3 separate regions of the Mus musculus genome follow, and all the other regions are linked to region 2. A link is a loop called in an ENCODE intact Hi-C map of the cell type or tissue named here. Cell type or tissue: left cerebral cortex. All regions are shown on one strand.

Region 1 (8,000 bases), 120 kb before region 2:
ACCTGTATTTCAGGGGAATGTTGACAATCCATAACTCCAGGGTGGACTACTAAGCCCTGTAAGGTGAGTGAACCCCGGCCGAGAATAAGGCCCATGGTTCCCGGGGGCAAGGATGGTATAGGCTCCACCGGCACCGGCTGAATACTCATTTGAGGCATTAGTAGGAAGTCGGAGGCGGCACGCAGGTCCACCCTTGTGGGTCTTCCTGGGTCGCCTCTCTGACTGCTTCCTGGGTCCTGACAAACCGGTTCCCATATCTTTGAGGGCCCTGGGACCGAGGGCCCGATGACCCGTTTTTTGGCACATAAGCTGATTGACTATCAGGTGGGGGAAGGACTCTGCCCTTTATATCCCTCACAGAGCGACACTGGTCAGCTCTATGATAACCCTTGCCACACTTAGAGCAAAGAGTGAGAGTCCCTCCCTGTTTATCTGGAGCTCTGCAATCTTTCTTAAAATGCCCAGGCTTTCCGCAATTAAAACATGTCCTCTGATTATTTCTGCCCATGGAGCGGTTCTGAGATTGAAGGATGGCGGCCGCTAAGCCTGCATTGGTGAGAGGTCCCCCAAGCTCTCGACAGACCCTGAGCCAGTCTTGTAAGCCTTTGTTCTTTCTTGGGGCTATGGCCGCTCGGCACTCCTTTGTGGCTTGCTCATAGATTAGCTGTTCTACCAGAGGCGCAGCTTGCTCTGACTCTCCAAAAATACGCTCTGCTGCCTCTGTCATTCTGGCCACAAAATCTGAGAAGGATTCCTGAGGTCCCTGGACAACTTTTGTTAATTGACCAGTGGTTTCACCTGCTCGGGAGAGCGCCTTCCAGGCCCTAATAGCCGTGGAAGAAATCTGGGCATAAGCTCCCCAATGGTAGTTTGTTTGATCAGCAGAATAAGCTCCCTGACCCGTTAACAAGTCAAAAGTCCAATCTCTCTGCTCTGGAGTCAAAGCAGCTGCGTTTGCTCGGGCCTGCGCTTGTGCAGTTTCATGCCAAAGAGCTCTCCATTCCATATATTTGCCCATACTAGGGAGAGCGGCTTTTACAACCGTTTGCCAGTCGGCAGGAGTTAGTGCCATGCCGGCAAGCCTGTCTAACTGCACCAAGGTAAAATTAGCATTGGTTCCGTATTTACGGACCGACTCGGCAATTTCTTTAATTTGTAAGTATTCTACCGGAGCGTGGACACGCCCACCCTCGGCTCCTTCAAAGACTGGAAATGCCTGTTGTATTTTCCTTTGTTCCTCTCTGGGAATGAATGAGTCTGCGCACTGCCTCTCTGCGCACTGCCTCTCTGCGCATCTCTCTGCGCACTGCCTCTCTGCGCATCTCTCTGCGCATTGCCTCTCTGCGCATCTCTCTGCGCATTGCCTCTCTGCGCATCTCTCTGCGCATTGCCTCTCTGCGCATCTCTCTGCGCATTGCTGACGCACTACGCAGGGCGGGGGCTCCGCATAGGGCGGACCTTGAAACCGACTGCCGGGAGGTTGAACAGTACGCTGGCTTTCGCCAGCCGCTTTTGGCTTTTTTCTTGACCAATTAGCTGGCTGGTAATGGGCTGCTTCTTCCTCCCAGTCTGTTTCCTCAGAGGAGAATTCTTCATCTGCTTCAGAACTACTAAGAGCTGGCTTCCTGAGCTCATCTAGTGACGAGTATCTCCTAGAGACCTCCGCTAATCAATCTTTTTTCTTTTCTTTTTTCTTTTCCTTCCTTCTAATCTCTCCCCAGGTATTCTTACCTGACCTAAACTTTTCCTCGGGTTCAAGACCCTTGGAAAGGCCTGTATACTTATTTTGTGTACCATATTTTCTCTTTGCTCCTACTCTCTCTCCCCGCTTTACTTCTGATAGATTGCCCTGAATTTCATCCAGAATTTTCAGCCCTATCTTAATCACCTGATAACATGTGAAAAGGAACAAAAGGGCTCCTAACATTAGAAAAAATTCAAGGCCAAACATATTCCACTTTACTTCTGATAGACTGTCTTGAATTTCCTTAGAAAGTTCAAGGCCAGGCTTACCTCGTAAAGCTATACTTACGGGTACTCTCGTTCCCCAGCTGAAAAGTTCTGAATTCATACAGTTGAATCCTTCTTAACAGTCTGCTTTACGGGAACCTTTATTACCGCGACCCGCAGTTCTGGTTCTGGAATGAGGGATCTTCCTTGCGCCAGTCCCGAGTTTTTTCTCGTCCCGGGTTTCGGCACCAATTGTTATTAGACGCGTTCTCACGCCCGGCCAGGAAAGACGCAACAGACCAGAATCTTCTGCGGCAAAACTTTATTGCTTACATCTTTGGGAGCCAGGAGGGCAAGCGCCCAGCGCCCAGCCCCAAAAACGAAAGCCCCTTCAATAATGAAACCGAAACCCCTTCCCTCTTTAGGAGAGTTATATTTCGCCTAGGACGCATCACTCCCTGATTGGCTGCAGCCCATGGCCGAGCTGACGTTCACGGGAAAGGTAGAGTACAAGTAGTCATAAAATACCCTTGGCTCATGCGCAGATTATTTGTTTACCACTTAGAACACAGGATGTCAGCGCCATCTTGTGACGGCGAATGTGGGGGCGGCTCCCAACATACCATGAGTGTTTTCAACGTGTATTATTAAATGGAGTAAACTCCAGATCCTGAACCAAGAAGCAACCGATACTGATTTATGGCCCTTGTTCAACTTGTTCATGGCAGAGGGTTGACTTTATTTTAGAATTCAATGGACCAGCATACACTGTCTGGTCAGTTGTGGAAATATATGCTGTAGGGCATTTCCATATGTGGGTGGCAAATCCAGTGACCTTCAGGCCCAGGAGTATATGAACTGGGTTGTCCTGATTTGTTGCTCACAGTTCTGAGCTAGTCTAGTTTAATAAATACTGGGGGGTAATCAAAAATGATGGGATTCTTGTCAGAGATTCAAGCCAACCGATGGTGCTTTGTGCTATGACATAGGCTGACCAGACAAACATGTTTGTCTGATAAACAAGATGCCGTGCAAACAAAACCAAAAATTAACAAACAGACAATCCCCAAAAGCAGCAACAACAAACCTGTCTTTTAAAGTTTACCTTATTTCAAACATGTTAGTTAGATCAAACCAGTAGAATTCGTGAGTTTCCCTCGAAATACGGATTTTAGAACTTAAATGCAATTGAAATAAATATGCTAAGTTTCTAAGTTTGATTTTGATGCTCTCCTGAGTGACTTGTTTAATGTTGACCTGAGTGACAGAGTAAGTAAATAAATAAATACATAAATACTGGGGAAGGGGGAGGCAAGAAAAACTTACTCTTTCAAAACAAAAGGGCCAACTTTCCCGGTGAAGAAAAAGCCCACTAGAGGTCACTTTTCAACTCGTTTCTCCAAATAGCTGAAAAGTGAGTCTTGATTCTAGCTACTATTTCTGCTCCCTCTGTGTCCCCGAATTTCTGGTTAGAAGCTGTTACTGAAGCTGTGATTTACCCGAGAGGCTGCATACAGTCATTTCTCAAGTAAGATTTCTGTGGTGATATTTCTGATTGTTTTGGGTCCCTCACTAATTCCACACTATTTCTGATTGTTAAATGCCACTATTGGAACCCAAGCAAGCTGTGCTCATCTCCTGAAGTTCTAGTGAACTTTGCAAGGCTGTATTTCCACAAACAAGGCACCGAGGGCTGCAGACTGTGAAGTGCCCATTCAGTCACCTTCTCTTGCTACAAATAGCAGCACTTCCACAAAAGCACCATCGGTTGGCTTGAATCTCTGACAAGAATCCCATCATTTTTTATTTCCCCCAGTATTTATTAAACTAGATGTTGATCCAGTTTGTAAAAAAGTAAAGGCTTAGGACTGGGAGTTTAGCTCAGCTTGGTGGTAGAGCACTTGCCTAGATGTAGCCCCAAGGATTTACTTACGGTAACACACACAACACACACACACACATACACACACACACACACACACACACACACACGGGAAAATTCTAAGCTCGTAACATATCTAATTTAACAAAAAGACATCTTAAAACCATTTTTCTTTCAAGTTGAGCACCAAAACACTCGCAAGCTTCTGTTGTGTCAATGCTACTACTTGTATAGAATGCAATCACTATAAGCAGTCTTGTCCATATACGAAGGGCCTCTGGGATTCTCAAATGCCCACTGTATCCTTCCAATATTAACATAGTTACTGATCTTCAAACACTTCTCAGTTACGTGAAATTTCAGTCAAAATCAAGGACATTTAAACTTGATATTTCCCTACAACAAGTGGGTGGTTTGAATAGGCTTAGGCCAGGGAGTAGTGCTATTTGTTGATGTGCAGAAATTATGTTGGCTTCTAAAACCCTGCCTGTCTCTTAAGGTCATTACGGTCCCTCGCCTACTTATGTGACATAGAACACCAGACAAGGGTCTTAACTCCTGACCCCTTCCCTAATTTGGCCCACTCATACTGTCCTTTATCACAGCAGCTCAGTATAACTCTAGTCTCACAACTTCTTATTCAAAATACACCTCAAAGGTACCTGGACTCTTGATTCTGCAATTTCACAGACACTTCACTAATTTTTCCTACACACACCCCACTAGAAAATATAGTTCATACCTCATTATTTCAGTCCTTACCAGTCTAACTGTACCATGCCATAGTGGTCACTGCACTGATAGGATACATGTTTTTGTCTTTTATTTTTTTTAATCAGAATTTCTCTGCATAGCCCTGGCTGTCTTGGAATTTACTCTATAAACTCAGAGGCCCTCGAGTCTCTTCTTTCCATGTACTGTGATTAAAGTCATGTGCCACCATACCAGGCTCCCATTATCATCTTCGGCCTTTAGAGAACTGGCATGATTTCAGTTGTAAAATCAATATTCTGGTAGCCATGTTGAAACTGGAATATAGGTAAGGAAGCAAAGATGAAAATAGTATGATCAAGAAACCCTGCAATAATCCAGGCAGGAGATGACTGTAGATCAGTGTCAGGTGGCAAAGACAGCAGAAGGGCTGTACACTGCATGTGGCTGCCCTCATCTTCCAGTGCACTCTCTGAGAGAAAAAACAACAACAACAGTTAAGAAAATACCTAATTCAATCCCTGCCAACTAATGGAAACCAGAAACCTTCTAGAAGCCACACACTTCCAAGTGTGCCTGTCAGCTTTGTAATTTTGTCACTTCCACAGGACTGACTTGCAGTCATACAGTTCTTACATAGTTTATCAATCTCATTCTCTCACATAGACTCTTATTCAAGTTTCAGAACAGCACAATGATGAACTAACCTGGCTGAGTAGTATCTCTATAACCCCTGAAGAAGAAACCATGTTTTTCTTGCAAAGCTTTCAAACATGAGCTGCTACAAAGTAACACCGAGCTCAGGCTGTTTGACAGCACCGTAAAGAACTGTTGTTAGGCTGCTGCTGTTTGCAGTTGGTTGCTGTGGACCCAAGGAATGGGTGAGTCAAAGAACGAGCATGCACAACATTGTTTAATGATCACTAATTTGGCACACCTGGGTATTATGAATGTCAAGTAGTCAGGATTGGGTCACAGGATATATAGCTGGACTTGGAATGAGCAAGCAAAAATAACTATCAGAGTATGTAATACAAGAAGCAGGACACTTGGGAGTCTGTTCCTGGCTTTACTGGAGAATTTAGTGGAGACTTATTGCTGACTGAGTTTTCTTCTGTCTGATTACAAAGAAAATATGGTTGTTTAGAAAACAAAAGTTTAGCTTTGTCCAATTATATTTTGAGTTGAATATAGGATTGAAAAGCTGGAAGGAAGCCTGATTTCCATGTTCTAAAGAAATTAGGCTGGGAAACTAGCACAGTAAATTAGCCTTGTTCAGAAAGGTCAGGCTGAGGGAGATAAATGATGCGCAGGATTGGAGATAAGAGCAAGAGAGGATGGTGTAGGTGTGCAGTCCTGGCACTCTGGAAGCTGAGGCAGGAGGACCCAGAGTTTGAAGCCAGCCAGGGTTATACAGAAAGTTTAAAGATAGCTGGAGCTACATAGAGGGACGCTGCCAGTCAATTGAATAGCACAAGGGCAGCTCAGCGGTTAAATACTTACTTGGTATGAGCAAGGCTCTGGATTTGACCCTCAGATTAGCAAAATCATGTTTAAGGAAAGACAGATTCATGCTATTTTAACATTGAAAAGGATTTCCTTTTCCATGTCCACAAATTAGAACTTTTTTCCTAGTAATTTCCTTCAGTTTACCCATGGTGTATTTTTCTCTATTATAGTTAGAAAAGTATATGTTTTTGTTGGCGCCGATGCCTAGGCTTAAAATATTATCACTGTACTGATAGTATGACTTCAGGAAGTTTCCTTCACCCATAGCCTCATTTGCTTCATTTTTAAAAATGGCAGTTATAAGATGTACCCCATGCGCTTGCCGTGATAGCATGAAAGAACAACGGCAGAAGTGCCTGGCACTCAGTAGGTCTATCTCACATGATAGGCACTGATGTCTAGCCTCGACTTACTTCTTCCTTAGCCTTCTACGGGAGGGGTTCATTCATTGAACTGATTCTGTAGAAAATGAAGCAGTTCATGCTTGGATGTTTGCCTTCTTTCCTGTCTCAGATATCCATATCCTTTTCTCCCATAATACAAAGAACTGTCCACAGCTATAGCCATCTAGTCATTTACATGGGCTTAGTGTGGAGTTTATTTCTTTGAGCGTGAAAGTTACATAGAGATAACTTAATCACTTACAATTAAAAAACTTTTAGCTAGAAGATATAAATAATTTTCCCTCGAGGTACATGGTGACAAAGACTCAGTTCTGGGAAAATGGAAACTCAAGTCCATGGTGGCTCTTTGTGTAACAACCCGTCCACCATTGCGGGCTTCTTGGAATTGGGGCATGGCAAGCTTTTGTCATCGTGACAGAATCTGAGGCTCTAGTAAACAAGCACAAAGACATGATTATGGAAAGGAGGTGGTGTGGATGCCTGAGGCCCTTCTGATTACATGATCCAGAGAGCCTTGTGAAAATGAAGACAGTACTATTAAAACACTCAAGTATACGGGCTTGAGGGGCTCAAACCTTATGATTTTAAGTCACTTAATGTTGCACTAAGAGAAACTAAAATTCTAAATTTCAATTCATATTTTTATTGTTTATGTTCACTCATACAAAGACAATTTTAACTGATGATTTTAACTGTACCCCTCTCTCTCTCTCTCTCTCTCTCTCTCTCTCTCTCTCTCTCTCACACACACACACACACACACACACAAACATACACAGACCCCTTGTATAAATTTTGTCTTCACAGGGCAGTGAAAACATGCACAAAAAGAATCATAATTATACAGAGACATCTTTTTTTTCAATACTACTTTTTTATTTATTTTTTAAAGACTTATTTAATATTTATTATATGTAAGCACATAATAGCTGTCTTCAGACATTCCAGAAGAGGGCGTCAGATCTCATTACAGATGGTTGTGAGCCACCATGTGGTTGCTGGGATTTGAACTCAGGACCTTCGGAAGAGCAGTCGGTGCTCTTAACCGCTGAGCCATATCTCCAGCCCCCAATACTACTTTTGATATTAGATCCCTAGTAAAGAAGGAATGGTCGTTAACAGATGTGGTTGTCCAACACAGAAAATAGTCTAATACTGTCTCTTTCCTTCTGCATTCAAAGTAAGTTTCGAGAACGTGATCTCTGGGACGTCCAGCAAGACCCTTCTCATCCTGGCTCACTCTTAGGTGCAGCCACAGGCCTGACTACCACTGTGAGCCTCGCTGGCTTCCCATGTATGGTAGATGAACAGGAGTGCCATTTCAGAGGTGGGACAGTCAGGAACAGCGGCAGACACTGCCACTGTACCTAGGTCCTCTGCTCACTCCCATTAGATTTCATTTCCAAAGGGAAATTCCATGCAAAGTTAATAAGAATCAAGACGGCAGTAGCAAGACATTAAATGAATCTGAATCTGCACTGGCACAAGGTCAGGAACTGACTGTAATTCAGGAGTTCCTGGGTCCGTCAGGCAGATACTCAGCT
Region 2 (8,000 bases):
AAGAGAATCCAGTGCTCTTCGTAACTGTGCAGCATCTGTCCAGCCTCAAGACAAACTTTCATAGTTCTGAAACGTGCTATATGAGCTGCCAAGGGAGGGCAGCCACCCACATTTCTACCCATATGTGATCCTATGAACCACAGCAAGGATCAGCATGGCAAGGCACTCCTACACGTGCGATAGTTGCCTTGTCATAACCAATAGTTGTCTAGTTGGACTTAAAGCCTGCTCAAAAGGAGGTGCCTTAGTCAGGGTTTCTATTCCTGCACAAACATCATGACCAAGAAGTAAGCTGAGGAGGAAAGGGTTTATTCAGCTTACACTTCCACATTGCTGTCCATCACAAAAAGAAGTCAAGACTGCAACTCAAGCAGGTCAGGAAGCAGGAGCTGGTACAGAGGCCATGGAGGGATGTTCTTTACTGGCTTGCATCCCCTGACTTTCTCAGCTTACTTTCTTATAGAACCCAAGACTACCAGCCCGGAGATGGCACCACCCACAAGGGGCCTTCCCCGCTTGATCACTAATTGAGAAAATGCCTTGCAGCTGGATCTCATGGAGGCATTTCCTTAAGATAGGCTCTTTCCTCTGTGATATCTCCAGATTGTGTCCAGTTGACACACTAAACCAGCCAGTACAGGAGGGAAATCATGCTTGGTACTAGGAAAGCTACCCACCTAACCAGGGGACTAGTGAGGTCCTAGACCTCAGGAAAGAACTCATTAGTGACACTTTACAAAACCAGACCAAGTCCCAACTGCATTCTAAGTACTTATCACTAAACTGGTAAGCATAGCTCCTAACCCGCATCAAAGGAACTTCTTTTTGCAAGAGACCGTTAGAGGAATCCAGAACTGGTCCAAATGCAGAAAGATCATGGGGGTATCAGTTCTAATGAATACACTTACAACACATCTCCTGTACTTAGAGCTCAAGAAACATTTGGCAGAGGTGGCAGGAAGATTCTAATAGCCAGAGCATCAGTAAATCTGCTGTGAGATTGTGTCTCCTAGAAATAACAGGGAAGCTTCGCCCAGAATACCTAAAAAATATGGCTGTCTAAACAAGCCATGAGAAAGGACAACACCAATAGACAATGCTAATGGAAGAGAGAAATATTATTAGACTCCATCCCAGGTCAAAGAACCACAGACAACCAGGGGATCTTATCACGTAGTACATTGGATTTTTTTTTTTATCAGCTGCTGATATTGGTCAATCTCAAACCTGGAAACAAATCCATCTTTTATTGTCTTCCTTCTGAACTCTATCGCACTGTCAGCTGTTGAAGAAGAATGGAAAGTTCATGAATTACGACATATGAACAACTATGTCTCTGTGACTGACATGCCGGGAAGTTCAACATGCTAAGTTACAAGACTGTGGAAACCCAGTGACCTCATCCCAAGAAATAGCTTAACCGCATTCATTGTCATCATTATTACAAAGCACACACACACACACACACACACACACACACACACACACACACACACACACACACACAAAGTTCTCCTTGGCTCATGATTAAGCAATAGCCCTCACCTGCAATCACAGACAGTTGGGTAACATCAGACACAAATTGCTTATCTTATTAGAGAGAGCATGTGTTTTTCTTTCCTACAATATGGTAATGTATTAAGTCCCTCCTAATGGGACCTCAAGTTCTTACTCAGAGTGTTTAGCATTTATTAACATAATTAGCACAGCACCCCTTTCCTATCATGTCCACGTACAAAAATTACAATCTCTACTTACTTTCCCAGCTAGCATAGGATATTACTAATTATTTGGGAAAAGAAAAAGATAGAGTGTAGTTTGAAATGACTTCATCCTGCTCTAGTGAGAATAGAAGAAAGCCCATTTGTTTCAAAGAAATGCTAGGGTTTGGTTTTCCCTATGCCCTTTTCTTTATAGTATGGCCTTCTTTACTCTGTAGCTAAGCTGAATAGGGCATGTATTTTCTTATTCTTCCATATGTCTCTTCTCTCTTACACCCTGCAGTTTGTTGTGAAATATATATTCCCCATCTTTTGGCAAAGAATAGAATTTCTGGGATCGGTGCTAAATTCCTGGATTCAATGTTTAAAAGTCCCAGACTTGAAGAAGGAATTTATGGTTTCCAAAATAAAGTATTTCTTCGTCATAACAAAGGCCTCACCATAGAAAAGAGACTTGCTTAATCTTACATATTTCATGGTTGCCATTCCTTCTTGGCATTTTTCAGGCTCAGGTCTAAAGTGTTTCTGAACCCAAAGTGAAAATCTAGAAGACTTGTGTTGTTGGGCTTACTGTAATTTTAACCTTTCTGTGTAGAATGGTCTAAATTTATAAATTTCTTTCACTATTAACAAAGACACTGCTCTGTTAAAAGTGTTTGGGCAGCATTAGAGTCCTTGATTGGAAATACCTTTAAGTTGTTTAAATTTCTATGCTTTCAAGATCATTTCACCAAAGAGCTTCTGACCGTGCGGTTTCTGTCTGCGTGGTCAGTTTAATGAAGCATCCCTAAAAAACGTACAACTGCAATGGATCATGCTAGAACAATGAAGGTAGAAATCGTCCTTGATATCAGAGTGCCACAGGGTCAGGAATTCCAACATTCCTTAGCTGTTTTATGATTTCAAGAGGACGATAAAACCTTGGTGTGGGAGGATGGCAGAAACAGCGGTAACACATGTAAGCACAGCCCAGCACCCCCTAGACGAGCAGCGTGCAGTAGTGTGAGTTCCATTCTGAAGCCATGGCCACCACAGCTTCTCCTGTTTGGGTCCACGGCTGGTCTCGTTTGAAATCTCTTTTACTACACCTTTCAACTTCAGTCAGCTTCCTCCTTCCAATCCTCTTTCCTGTGCCCCTCCCTACTGTCCACCTCTCCCTCCATCCCACACAGAACTTGCGTTTCTTGCCTCCACAGTTTGGAAGATGCGCCTACTGTTTCTAGGCTTTGTATCAATCCGTGTTCCTTACCACACGTTTATTTTTCTTTCTAATAAACAAACTTCTGTATTTGGTTTTACACAGCTCTTTATAACCTATCTTTACATCCACATGCCCCTGTGAGAGAAAAGGACTATTGTTATTTTTTGGGTTTGCTTTTTTGCACCCGACACTTTGGCCAAGTCATTTAAACTCATCCTGTCTCCATATGGAGGATAACACCAATGCTGGTTTTCTAGTGAGTTTGTTGTTGTGATTAAACGAAATAATGGAGATTGTATGGTACTTAGAACAGGGCTGGTATGTGGTAAATTCAAATCAATCACCACACGGAAGCAAGTTTCATATCCTGTGGACCCCAGCGGCAGAAACTTTTTTTTTTTTTTTTAAGCTTTCTGTTGTGTTCAACACACCCAGAATAATGCCTCTGGGACAGAGAGGGGGTGGGTGGTAAGAGAGCACATGGCTGAAAGGTCAGGGTTCTGTAGGACTGAGAAGCTGATATGAGAGGAGCTAGGAGGAGCCTGAATGTCAGCTTGGACTTGAAACCAGGTACATGAGATGCCTAGAGGCCAGCTTGCCCTTCAGAATGCTAAAAGACACAAAAGGCACTTGTCCTCAAGTTTCTTTTGGACCAGACAGTACAGAGACCTCTCCTCTCTACTTGTGATAATGTTTTAGGCCACATGAAATTTTTTCCCCTCTATGCTTGGAGTTTAGTTTCTATAGCTTTCTAGATAATTATACAATATAAATTGTTGGTAGCCTGTTTTTAAAATAAAGCTATAACTTATTGTGCAACTTGGGGTCTTAAATAGACCTGGCTTTACTTTGCCCCCCTCCCCCCCAAAAAATGGAAAAGATTCATTGCAGAATCTGATTTGATTTCTACAAATGCTGAGATGATTGTAAAGTCCCTTGGCATAACAGCAAGCATCTGTGCTTCTGGTGTGGAAACAGTTGTACAAGTCTGCTCTAATGAGAAATGTTTCAGATTCAATTTTATACTATAGTATTTTAAAGAAATGAGTAAATAGAAACACAAGTCAATATCAGCTTCTCAATGGGATATATCATTCCATGATTAGGATCCCTCCCCCCCAACCCAATTTTTTAAAGGACGTTCAAGGAGGCAAGATTTTTCAAGTAATTTTCAACTTATTGAAATTTAAATAACAAAAAGTAAAGGAACTGAAAGGCAGAAGGCAGGAGCAAAGGAGATCACTAAGGCTGCTTCGTTTGGGAAGTTTATACATTGTTCCTGGCACACAAGTAACCAACCATAACTTGCCTTTAAGTTGTAATTTATACAACTGATCACGTGCTATTTTGAAGCACCCAGCAAGACTATTTCCCCTAGATTTCCGGGATACTCTTCTGTCGAGGTTCTTACTGCAAACACTGAGCAGGCACCTTCGGACTTTGCTAAGGCTTTTACACCAAAAAAGTTGGGTTTGCCCTGCAGGGCTGACCGCTCCCAGGGGTTAGAAGCCGCCCAGGGATCCGGCTGGGGCAGGGCCAGCGCAGCGCCCTCTGCCCCGCCCCCGCAACCGGCGCGCGTCCGGCCCGCCCACACCGGTTACTAGGGACGCGTCGGTGTAGCCGCGATGGATCAGGACGAGGGGCTGACGGCCGTGGACAACATTGTCACACAGTTCAACACCTATGAAGACTTCCTGGACTCTCAGATCACTACGGTCGACCTGTACTACCTGGAGGTAAGCGCGGGTCCGTCTTGCTGGCCGCGGCGGGGCTTGGTCGCCCCCTGGCGGTGACGGCGCTCACCGCAGGCCTCTGGCTTCGAGAGACTTCTCTGCAGGCTGCAGGAGTCCCCAGCCCTCCAAACGCTGGTGCGCTGCACAGAGGCCGACTTGGTCGCTGTAAAGTAGTAACAAGGCATAAAACCAGGAGGACGCGTTGCTGTGTGCACCTGAGGGCAGGGCAGCGGGAGGTCCCGGATGCTCGAGAAGACTTAGTTGGAGGGATCTTCAAGCTCCGAGCTCCTAACTCCCAACTGCAAGTCTCACAGCCTGGGCTCAGGTTTTCAAAGGAGTCCATCTCCATATTAAGGACAAACAGAGCAAGCACCATTGGGGGCGGGGGGGGGGGGGGAGAATCAACCCTACAGAACTCTGGGAAGGACTTGAATTTGGCCAACTCCCCTCATTTCTCCTGTGCACAAGGCAGTTTATCATATAGACACCCCTCCTTTTTAAATAGGTGCCACTGTATGAAAATAATCTTAAATGAAGAAAATTTGTCCCTTTTGAAATTATCTGTTAAAATAGTTACAAAACATGATTTTTAACAGCAACAGCAGCGATATCACCAAACAACCAAGCTTTTACGTTTATTAGATGGGTAACTTAAAGTTCCATTTGTGTGTACGCACACATGCATAAAAAGTCAGTGGGCAACTTGGAATCGGTTCTGAACTTGTATTCTGTGGTGTCCAGGGAATGAACTCAAGTTTGGCAGCAAGCACCTTTTCCTTAAGCCGTCTCTCCTGCTTTTAGCCAATATTTTAAACCCACAGAAGTTGCTTTAAATCCTTGCATCTGAAATGAAGCCACTGAATTGATAATTACAATAGATGTTGCAAGAAGCTTATGTAGAAAGAAGGGGAGGTAGGAAGAGAAAGGGTGAGTCCATCTTAATTATCTGACCGGCCAGAGGATGAGGAGCGCGGTTGGCACTTGGTTGGTAGACCGGAAGTAGTGATGCGGAAGTAGTGATGCGGAAGTAGTGATGCGGAAGTAGTGATGCTCCGGAGGTTGAGGAGCGTGGTTGGCGGGACGGAAGTAGTGCGTCTCCATCCTCTGTTTCCCGTGTTCACTAAATAACGACAGAACACTAAAACAACTGCATTGCCACGGCAGCGAGTAACATTAGCTTTGCTGAACTAATTAACAACTTTTATTCTATAAGTTAGCATCATCTAATAAAACCAACCAGTTCAGTGAGTGGAGAAATGATTGACAAGCTTCAGCAAAATTGCTAAGCTATGGGTTTTAGATCCTTTTCCAGTCATCTGCCCCTCTGACTAAACACAGTCCTTCTCTTTAGTGGCTGCCTGCGGACTACCGGAAAAATAAAAATTCCAGTTGAATTTCTTTTCTCAGGTAAGGGGTGAAAGAAATATTAAAATGATTTAAAGATTTCCCTAGATAATGGATTCCAGTCATGGATAAATTAATTACAGATATAAACGACATGAAGTTTTACTCAAAATATTTTTTTTTCCAATACTGAGAACATTTTGGGCTAAGGATATAGCTCGGTAGTAGAGTGCTTGCTGGTTTGCTTGAGGCCCTAGGTTTAATCCCCAGTACACACACACACACACACACACACACACACACACACACACACACACGCAACGACACGCCAGCTAATTTTGATATGCTTTGACTAGCTCAATGGTTTGGCACTTCTAAAAGTCACCATGGCTAGTATACATTCCCCTCCCGTATTCTTGAATTAATATTTGCTAAATCCATATTTCATCTCTTCGACCACAAACCCAATCAGGAAATGGTACCTCGGGCCTTTAGGGCCCTAGGCCTTTAGGTCTGTTCTCCTTGTTCCCCCATCTCGGATTCCTTCCTCTTCCTCCTCTCTCCCTCTGCCCCTTGCCTGCACAATCTAAAAGTCCTTCCCTGACTTTCTGCCCAGCTGTAAGGCAATTCTGTTTGTTTGTTTGTTTTGGTTTGTTTTTTTTGAGACAGGGTTTCTCTGTATAGCTTTGGCTGTCCTGGAACTCACTTTGTAGACCAGGCTGGCCTTGAACTCAGAAATACGCCTGCCTCTGCCTCCCTAGTGCTGGGATTAAAGGTGTGCACCACCACGCCCCGGCTTGTAAGGCAATTCTTGGTTACCAAAGGAAGCTAGCTGGGGGCGGGGACCCTCAGGTCTGGAAGTGCGACTTTGGGAGCTGAATTAAGACAAAGCCTTAGAACCAATTCCCAACATTTTTTCAGGTGCTTCTCTGCCATTCGGTATTCCTCAGGTGAGAATTCTTTGTTCAGCTCTGAGCCCCATTTTTTAATGGGGTTATTTGATTTTCTGGAGTCCACCTTTTTGAGTTCTTTATATATATTGGATATTAGTCCCCTATCTGATTTAGGATAGGTAAAGATCCTTTCCCAATCTGTTGGTGGTCTTTTCGTCTTATTGACAGTGTCTTTTGCCTTGCAGAAGCTTTGCAACTTTATGAGGTCCCATTTATCGATTCACCATCTTACAGCACAAGCCATTGCTGTTCTATTCAGGAATTTTTCCCCTGTACCCATATCTTTGAGGCTTTTCCCTACTTTCTCCTCTATAAGTTTCATTCAGTGTCTCTGGTTTTATGTGGAGTTCCTTAATCCACTTAGATTTGATGTTCAACATCCTTAATCATCAGGGAAATGCAAATCAAAACAACCCTGAGATTCCACCTCACACCAGTCAGAATGGCTAAGATCAAAAATTCAGGTGACAGCAGATGATGGCGAGGATGTGGAGAAAGAGGAACACTCTTCAATTGTTGGTGGGATTGCAAGCTTGTACAACCACTCTGGAAATCAGTCTGGCAGTTCCTCAGAAAATTGGACATAGTACTACGGGAGTATCCCACAATACCTCTTCTGGGCATATATCCAGAAGATGTTCCAACCGGTAAGAAGGACACATGCTCCACTATGTTCATAGCAGCCTTATTTATAATAGCCAGAAGCTGGAAAGAACCCAGATGCCCCTCAACAGAGGAATGGATACAGAAAATGTGGTACATTTACACAATGGAGTACTACTCAGCTATTAAAAAGAATGAATTTATGAAATTCCTAGCCAAATGGATGGACCTGGAGGGCATCATCCTGAGTGAGGTAACCCAATCACAAAGGAACTCACACAATACGTACTCACTGATAAGTGGATATTAGCCCAGAAACTTGGGATACCCAAGATATAATATGCAATTTGCTAAACGCATGAAACTCAAGAAGAAGGAAGACCAAAGTGTGGACACTTTGCCCCTTCTTAGAATTGGGAACAAAACACCCATGGAAGGAGTTACA
Region 3 (8,000 bases), 1.2 Mb before region 2:
CTGACAGATTCATTCAATTGTTTTCTGTAGAGCTGGCTTAGTGGTTATAAATTCCTTTAACCTATTTTAATTTCTGGAAGTTTCCATTTTTTCCTTCAATGATGACAGAAAGCTTTGCTGGGTATGTTAATCTGGGATGGAAACTGTTGTCTTTCAGAACTTGAAGTGCATCTGTCCAGGCCTCCTGCTTTTAAAGTTTTAATTGAATAATCTGCTGTTATTCTGATGGGCCTGCTAGATATGTGCCTTGGTGTTTCTCTCTTATTGTTTTCAATATACATCTTTATTCTGTATGGTTAGTGTGTGAATAACAGTATGAGGAGGGGGATACTTTATGGGGTACAACTTTGAAGATCAAGTTACATAGGCAAATGCCATACCTACTCAAATGTCATCTTTATTAAATGTAGAGGGTTGATACTGAAATAATTTTTAATCAAGAGCATTGTTCTTCTTACCGACTCATAAACTATTCACAGTATAAACACATGCATAAGCATAAAATAAAGAATGGAAGATAGTTGGTTTCTAGCTTGAGGATGCTCCCAAATTAGACCATTAAGTGCCTCCATGACAGTTTTGATCATTCTTTTTTAAAAGTTATGATTATTGTTTGTTAGTTGTGACCGGAATATTGCTGTGTTACTTAGGATCTCTTGGAACTCATGATTTTCCTTCTTCAGCCTACCGAAGCCTGGATAAGAGATCCCTTCCCCCGACCAGCTTTTGATGTGGTCTGCTTTGTATATATGTGTGCTGTGCAGAGGTACTGCTCTGCTCACACATCTTTTGTTACATTTTATTTCATGCTAGAGTGCTAGGGTAGGCTGCCCCAGGCTGTCCTCAAACTGCTGATGCCCTTGCCTGAGTCGTCTGAGTGCTGGGACCGTGGTGTGGACCACCACCTCCTCACTGTGGAAGGCCATCTGGGTTTGTCTTTGTTTGATTTCTGCTACTGGGATAAACACTGTGACCCAGAGCAGCCCTTGACTTCTAGGCTTGCCCGCTTGCCATTCAGCAGTTGTTACTTCATGACTTTGTGTATGTTTGATCTGATAGGATACAGGAGCCATGTCAAGTCCCTGTATTTGTTGAGACTTACTCTGTGTCCTGATACTTTGGGTTTATTTCATCTTACAAGTTGTAGCCCATCACCCCGGTACACTACCCAGAGGCACACTAGAGAGCAGGAAACAGTACAGCTTGCCGATGCTAAGCTCCTCTGTTGCTCTAAGAGTCCTGCCTTTTATTCTGAAATGTTTACAGAGTAGGAGAGAGTTCTGATTCATCATAAACAATGTACAGACATTGGACAATGATGTTTAATCTCCAAATGGCTGAACTTTCAACACTGAATTCTCTTACAAGTGATAAACATGGTTTGATAACCAAGAAGACACTAAGTGAGTAACCACAGGGTTAAAAAAAAAAACTAAAAAAACCCAAAAAACAAAAACAAAAAACCCCAGGTGTATTGACTTACCCTGTAATCCCAGATTTAGGGAGGCAGAGATTGGGGATTTCTGTGGGTTCCAGGCCAGCCTCAGCTACAGAGGGAGGCCTTGTCTGTTAATCTATGCGCTTCTTCTCTATCTCGGCACTCATCTTGGTAGCATCAGATCTCAGCCTCAGATCTATCTTAATTTTAAAACCATAGCCAGCACTTACCAACATTTTCCAGCATCATGGAGGGAGCATGGGTTCTATGCCCAGATGAGTCTGAGAATTACCTCTGTGACTGCCTATGAACGAGGCTTTGCGTCTTCTTTCTGTTAAGTGAGCTTCATTCCAAGCAACTTAATGACTTGTCGAGGGTATCAAATGAAAACATACACCAAGTATTGGCTGTAGAAAAGACATTGATAATGTTCAGTTCCTTCTTCTGTGGCATCTTTAATTTCCTGATGAATAAATGCCTCATTGACAAGTTTGTTCAAGTCTGATGAGATCCCCGGTTTAAGAGACTGGAAAGAGTTAGTTAAATAAAGCCAGTGATATCAAATATTCATCAGGTGCAGTCAATGGGCCCTCTTAAAATTAGCGAACAATATTAATGTAAAGAAAACAAAATAGTGAAGAATTTGGGATACAAAACTATTTTTTTTTCTTTGAAACTTATTTCTTAGTCATGAATTCTAACCCATGACTACTTGGTTCTAGTAAGTGAGCAAATTGTGTTTCTTATTTGATCGAATTGCTGTGTCGTTATTTTTAGCACTTAAATTTGATTAGAAACAGGACTACTTCCGGCAGAGCTCAAAATCCTACACAAATTCCAACATGAAAGAAAGAACAGTCAATGTAACGGGTAAAGAGTTATGCACGTGAGGTCCTTCTCACAAGTGAGAATGAGTTTAACAGTTCTCTTGGGTCTGAATGGCATTTTTAGAGCTGAGGCAGAACAGCGCTGGCTTGGTTATCCAGCTGTTGGCTGTGCGAAGCTTAGGGCCATATCCCTACCACGTGCAGAATGTGCTCGACACAATTTACCCAGAGTACCTTGCAACGCAGCGGCGCTTTCGGAATAGGTCAGCATTGCCCAGACCGACACTGAGAAAACAAACCACAGGAAGTTGAATGTTCTTGGGAGTGAGATGACTGGGGAAGAATTTAAAGCATAAAGTGTATTTTTAAGGATGAGTGGAGTGAGCGAAGGGAGCTGGGGTGCCCAGAGTCTTATCAGCCACTGTAAACTCTTCAAAGTCAGAGAACAGAGCTGGCTTTTTGTACACAGGCTGAATAACGCAGGACTGGAAAGTATGCACAGCAAATACTTATTGAGCAGACAAGGGGTTGTGTGCCCTAAAGTGAAGGGTGGGTGTCTATTCCGAATGAGGAGGAGCAGAACTCCGCAAACTATATGTACGCCCCAGCTTTGTTGAAGACCCTGGAGTTGTACATGGAGGTGGACGGTTGTGAGCTCCTTTTATAAGGTCTATAATAATGACGTTGCTCAGTCATTGAAGCGCCTGTGTGGGTAAGGACGAGGAAAGCTGGACATGATGACATGTGCCTGTAATCCTGCCCTCTGGATGTGGAGGCTCCCTGGAGCTTGCTGGCTCGCTAGCCTTGCTGAATCAGTGAGCTCCTGGCCAAGTAAAACAGCCTGTCTCAAAGAAAAAATGCAGAGGGACAGGTAAAAGTCCATGGACATTGACTCTGGTCTACACGCTAGCGTGTGAAAACACACACAGACACACAGACACACAGACACACACAGATACACACACACACACACACACTCACACACACACACACACACACTAAAGGACAGATTCCTTTATGTCTTCAAGGGTTCCTAATAAAACCAGAGCAGTGTTCTGAATAACATCTCTTTTCAAGTCATGTTATTTTGGCTTTCAATGCTAGGAAATGCAATATGAAGGACCACACTACCGTTGGGATTTTATTGTGGGAGAGGCACTTCCAGAGTTCTAGGGGTCACCTGTGCATTTTATCTGTAGTTACACTGTTTTCCTGCAGATGGCACTCTTCTCCCGCAGAACCGTTACCCTTGGACCACCCTGCCCCACTTCCCTGCTGCATAAGACTATGCTGATAGGGAAAGAAATGAAAGGTTTTAAGGTTGGCAAAAGCTTTTGAAAGGGACTCAGTTTATTATCAATATTTGAGTTAAACATCCTAAATGTAAACTAGGCGTACCATTAGAAAACTATATTTAATGAAAAGATAGAAACCCACGATTTATTTTTTGTAAAGTCTAAATTTCGGTTCCATTTTCCTCAGGGAATTCATGAGGAAAGTTACTTCGGAAGCTTAGGTACAGGAGGCAGAAGGAAGGCTTGGTCCCTCTGCGCTTCATCTCGAACCATTCCTCTAGCTCACTTTTGACTTCTTAGGATTTCAGGTAATGGTCTGAGCTTGTAAGGTCAGATGGACAGCTGATAAATTGTGACTGTATTTTGGTGGTGGCCCAGTTCATAGGCCTCACTTCCACCTGGGTCTCAGTTGGTTTTTCCTGCTGCCCTGAAGTCATAGTTGGTTCTAGAGATGCTGGCCCTCAGGATCTTGCCAAGTGTAGGATGGAAACATGAAGCAGAGGTATCAAAGGGCCCAGGACTAACAACTGTGTTAGTCCTACACCTGACAATCACAAGACACGCCTTTGGGCTTGTGCTGCAGTCTTCATGGCCCACTATGGGAGCCGTGTTTAGCTCCTGTACGGTTCTAGCCAGTTAGAATGTTGTGTTCAGAGACAGTGCTTGCTTTCTGGTAACTGTTTGAAACATAGGGGTTCCCATCTCAGTGACCTGAGATTTTTACCCATTCCATCAGCTGCAATGTCGAGGTGGTACTTTTCAGGGGTGGCCTGCTAATCATTAGCTTGTCAATCATGAGGATTATTGTTAAGAAAATCAAAGTGAATTCTTAACTCTCAGCTACAGAACCAGAAGTTTTAAGAAAACACAGCTAGAGAGCAACAAAGCAGAGGGCACTCGGGGACTACTAGCAGGTTTTGGAGCACTGGTTTAAAAAAAAAAATCTGATATTAGTCCTGGCCTGCCCTGCTTTCTCTTTCCATTGGTGATATTTGTCTTAATCTTTAGCTTCTAGTTAGCATTATTTTTGCTATCTTTTTATGTGTAGGTGTTTTGCCTTCATGTACGACTACAACGTGCCTGTGCAATGTCCTCAGAAACAGGAGAGGGCATGGGATGTGCTTGGACTGGAATTAGAGCAACAGTGAACTGCCACGCTGGTGCTGGGATTGAGTCTGGATTCTCTAAATGGCCAGTGCTTAAACTGCTGACTCATCACTCCGGCTTCGTATTTGTTAGTTTTTATTTTCAATTAAGATTCATCCCTAAGGACTTTACTCCCTAAAATGAGCTGAGAATGGCCAGCGTTCAATGTGTGTAAGAAAACATCCATGCCATTAGCTTCAAGGAATCCTAAATTCTCTCCCTAGTTTTCCTGGGCTGGTCAGAAAGCTGGAATGCCTTTTTTTCCCTCCTTTTCCTGTTGGTTCATCTGTTCTGACTATTCTTTTCTTCCATTTCTTCCTTTGCAAGGAATGCTCTTTAAAGACCTGATCTTAAAATTCCACCATAGGCAGAGTCTTTCCTTGAGAAACTGTCTTAAAAATCCCCCAGGAGGAAGCAGCTAGCCAGTCACAACTCCGGGCATTGGGACTCTGCTCTCTGCAACTTTGTTTCCTCTCATCCTGGGATTCATTTTCATCTTGTCTAGAAACCTGAGAGGAAGCCCTACACAATCGGAGGAGAGGCCCTTGGTATTGCAAACATCATATGCCCCAGTACAGGGGAATACCAGGGCCAGGAAGCAGGACTGGGTGGGTTGGGGAGCAGGGCGGGGGGGGGGGGGGGGTATAGGGGGCTTTGGAGATAGCATTTGAAATGTAAATGAAGAAAATATTTAATAAAATGCCTTAAAATAAATTTTTAAAAGACCTCATTGAACCAGTGAATAAAATGATTTTAATGTTTAAAAAAAAAAAAAGTTAAATAATCCCCAATGCATGGGCGGACTATTTAAGGATAAAGAAACCCAACTCCTACCTGTCCAAAGGGATAGGGCAAGCAATAGTGAGAGCTCCCTGGGGGGGAATACTTTTCTGTAAACACGAACAAACCCACTAAGGTAAATGTGCACACCCTAATTCTGTTTCCATACTGGAACGCGAGACTCTATTCACACTAACCGGAAGTGCCGTATTTCGTTCATATCTACATCCCAGCTCTCAGTACAGTACCTGCCACGCGGTAATACCTATTGAAATGAAACTCAAAAAGCTGCCCATGGATCGGCCCGTGTTACTTCCTGTTCATCAATAAAAGATAGCCTCACTTTCTGTGAGAATTTGTAAGAATGTGTCTAACACGTTCTTACAAATAGAGTTATGGGATTTGTCCTGGGTGCAGCAGCGTCTTAGAGGAAGATGCAAGAATAGATATCTGGGATATTCTTAGCCGGTTGCAATGCACCCTGTGTTGGGTAGAGGGCAATGTTGGCACACAAAATGTAAGACAAGCATTTTCAGAAGAGGCGTCCAGGCTTCAGTCAGTTGCTTGCGCCTCATTTCCATCGCAGCAGCCAGCACCAGCACCACCACCGTTATTAATGGCGGCCTATGTCATGGCTAGTAAGTGGGACCACTGATTTTCTTTTGAACCCAAGTTTTCTCACTGTTAGCTCAATAGGTTTCCCTGGGACATTATAATGATTTCTTTCAATGGATTTGTCTTTTGCTAGTTACGTATGTCTCGTTATAAGAGTAATATTACCGGGGGCTGGAGAGATGGCTCAGTGGTTAAGGTCACTAACTGCTCTTCCAAAGGTCCTGAGTTCAAACCCCAGCAACCACCTGGTGGCTCACAACTGACACTCTCTCCTGGTGTGTCTGAGGACAGCTACAGTGTACTTACATATAAAAATAAATAACAAATAAATCATTTAAAAAAGATTAATATCATTGCAGAAATTCAAACTTAGAAGAGTTTATTTTTTTATTTATTTTCTTTAAATTTTTTTTGTTGATGTTCTTTCCACTGCCTCCTCTTTCTCTTTCTTCTTAAGACAAACAAGGTCTCACTCTGCAACCCAGACTAGCCTGAAACTCGTGGTCATCCTCCTGCATCAGCTTCTAGGCAGAGCATTTATGCTTATAAAGGCAAAAGTTCCCATGACTTTAACCCTCTCTCATACACAAAGTATAGTTTTTAGTATTTTCCTATGTTTGAACAGATCTATTGCTGTAGCATAAATGAAAACATACTACATATATATATATATGTTCATATATATGTATATATAATCATTAACAACTCTATGTCTCATTGTCTTAAATTGGTCAGTAGACAATCTGGGTTGATATGTTACTCAACTTCATGTACTTTTTAAAACTGATACTTGTGGGATACATCAAGATGTTGATCCTGCAGTGCCTAGCAATTGTTTTTTTCTCCTATTCTTTCCAGATTAGCATTATTGTGATTTTAGCCATTTTAATTTGTAACACATGGTGTGATTCAAAGCACTGAGTCTTAGCATCTGTCAATGATAAGATCATTCCTTTTAGTGATATGAGGATAGTTGCCAATAGCGTGGCAGAATTTGGCGGTCCATTGTGATGTTGTTAATGGCAGCAAAAAAGAACTTATGGGGAATGGCTTTTTCTACTTAAGCCTCAGCCAGTTCTTTGAAGTTTCCTTTAGCTCTCCACACAAAATTAAAACCAAGGAAACTTTGGATTTTTTCCAAAGCAAAATCATTTTCCCCCCTATGTCCAAGGTTTGTATGATACAGATAATTTAATGGGGCTAGCTGATATTGGTATGTCACTTCTCAATGTGTTGACATTGTATGCTGGAGTGATAATAACAGGGTATGTATGGAGGTGCAGGGAATGGAAACCTATGGGATGCGGGAGATGGGGTGCACAGAGATCGTCGGATGAGAGCAGTAGACTTTGGAGTATCTGGGTATCAGCAGAGTTTGGAGTACCTGAGTACTGTCTTTGAGAGCACTGATGTGAGAGTTTCTTGATTTGAACTCGGCTGTTTATATCTCATACTGTTCCTCTGAGCTTCAGATTTTGTGTGCATCTTTCTTATGTGTTTGAACATCTAAGCAGGCTATAAATATGCATTGTGCAGGATATAATATGTATTGTGCTCACCAAGAATATTTTCCTGGTTGTCCTTTCTCATAATTTGTAAGTAAACACATACTTGAGATGTTGGGAATGTGTGCCCATTATCCTGATACTGGTTAAATAAAATGATTTGACATTACTGATATCATACAGTTCTTGAAGACAGGGCTAATTTCTTTTGGATAGTCCTAATTGTTCAACATGAAAAACATCCATGAATTGGTTCTTAATATGTAAGGCTGGCTGGTTGACTTTCCAGGTGGGTAGACAGATGAATAAACCACGAGGCTGGGCTCCTTCTAACAGGGGGCTATCTTAAGTTGCTTCTTAGTAAATATTTTAGTGTCCTAAGGACACGTCTGAC

The links. Peaks named below come from ENCODE experiments on the same cell type or tissue, not always from the same donor. Only the 100,000 strongest peaks of a DNase experiment are listed, where the experiment ranks them.
Region 1: a loop joins it to region 2, with 6 times the contacts of the local background. A loop is called at or near these places in 4 of 42 quality-filtered maps.
Region 3: a loop joins it to region 2, with 9 times the contacts of the local background. A loop is called at or near these places in 22 of 42 quality-filtered maps.

The regions. Positions count from the first base shown.
Region 1 is chr5:98,209,373-98,217,372 of GRCm38, forward strand. No RefSeq gene overlaps it. Among named protein-coding and RNA genes, the nearest start is that of A730035I17Rik, 27 kb to the left of the region's middle. In left cerebral cortex, a CTCF peak has its summit at 3,325 (motif pointing right); no DNase peak of the experiment used is centred here.
Region 2 is chr5:98,324,807-98,332,806 of GRCm38, forward strand. Cfap299 (cilia and flagella associated protein 299) reads left to right here and starts at 4,498. Exons shown (of 6, transcript NM_001024614.1): 1 at 4,498-4,658. The coding sequence starts at 4,548. In left cerebral cortex, a CTCF peak has its summit at 4,711 (motif pointing left); a DNase peak (open chromatin) is centred at 4,713; H3K4me3 peaks cover 661 bases.
Region 3 is chr5:97,122,707-97,130,706 of GRCm38, forward strand. No RefSeq gene overlaps it. Among named protein-coding and RNA genes, the nearest start is that of Gm33609, 5.1 kb to the right of the region's middle. In left cerebral cortex, CTCF peaks have their summits at 3,488 (motif pointing right) and 5,970; DNase peaks (open chromatin) are centred at 3,502 and 5,975.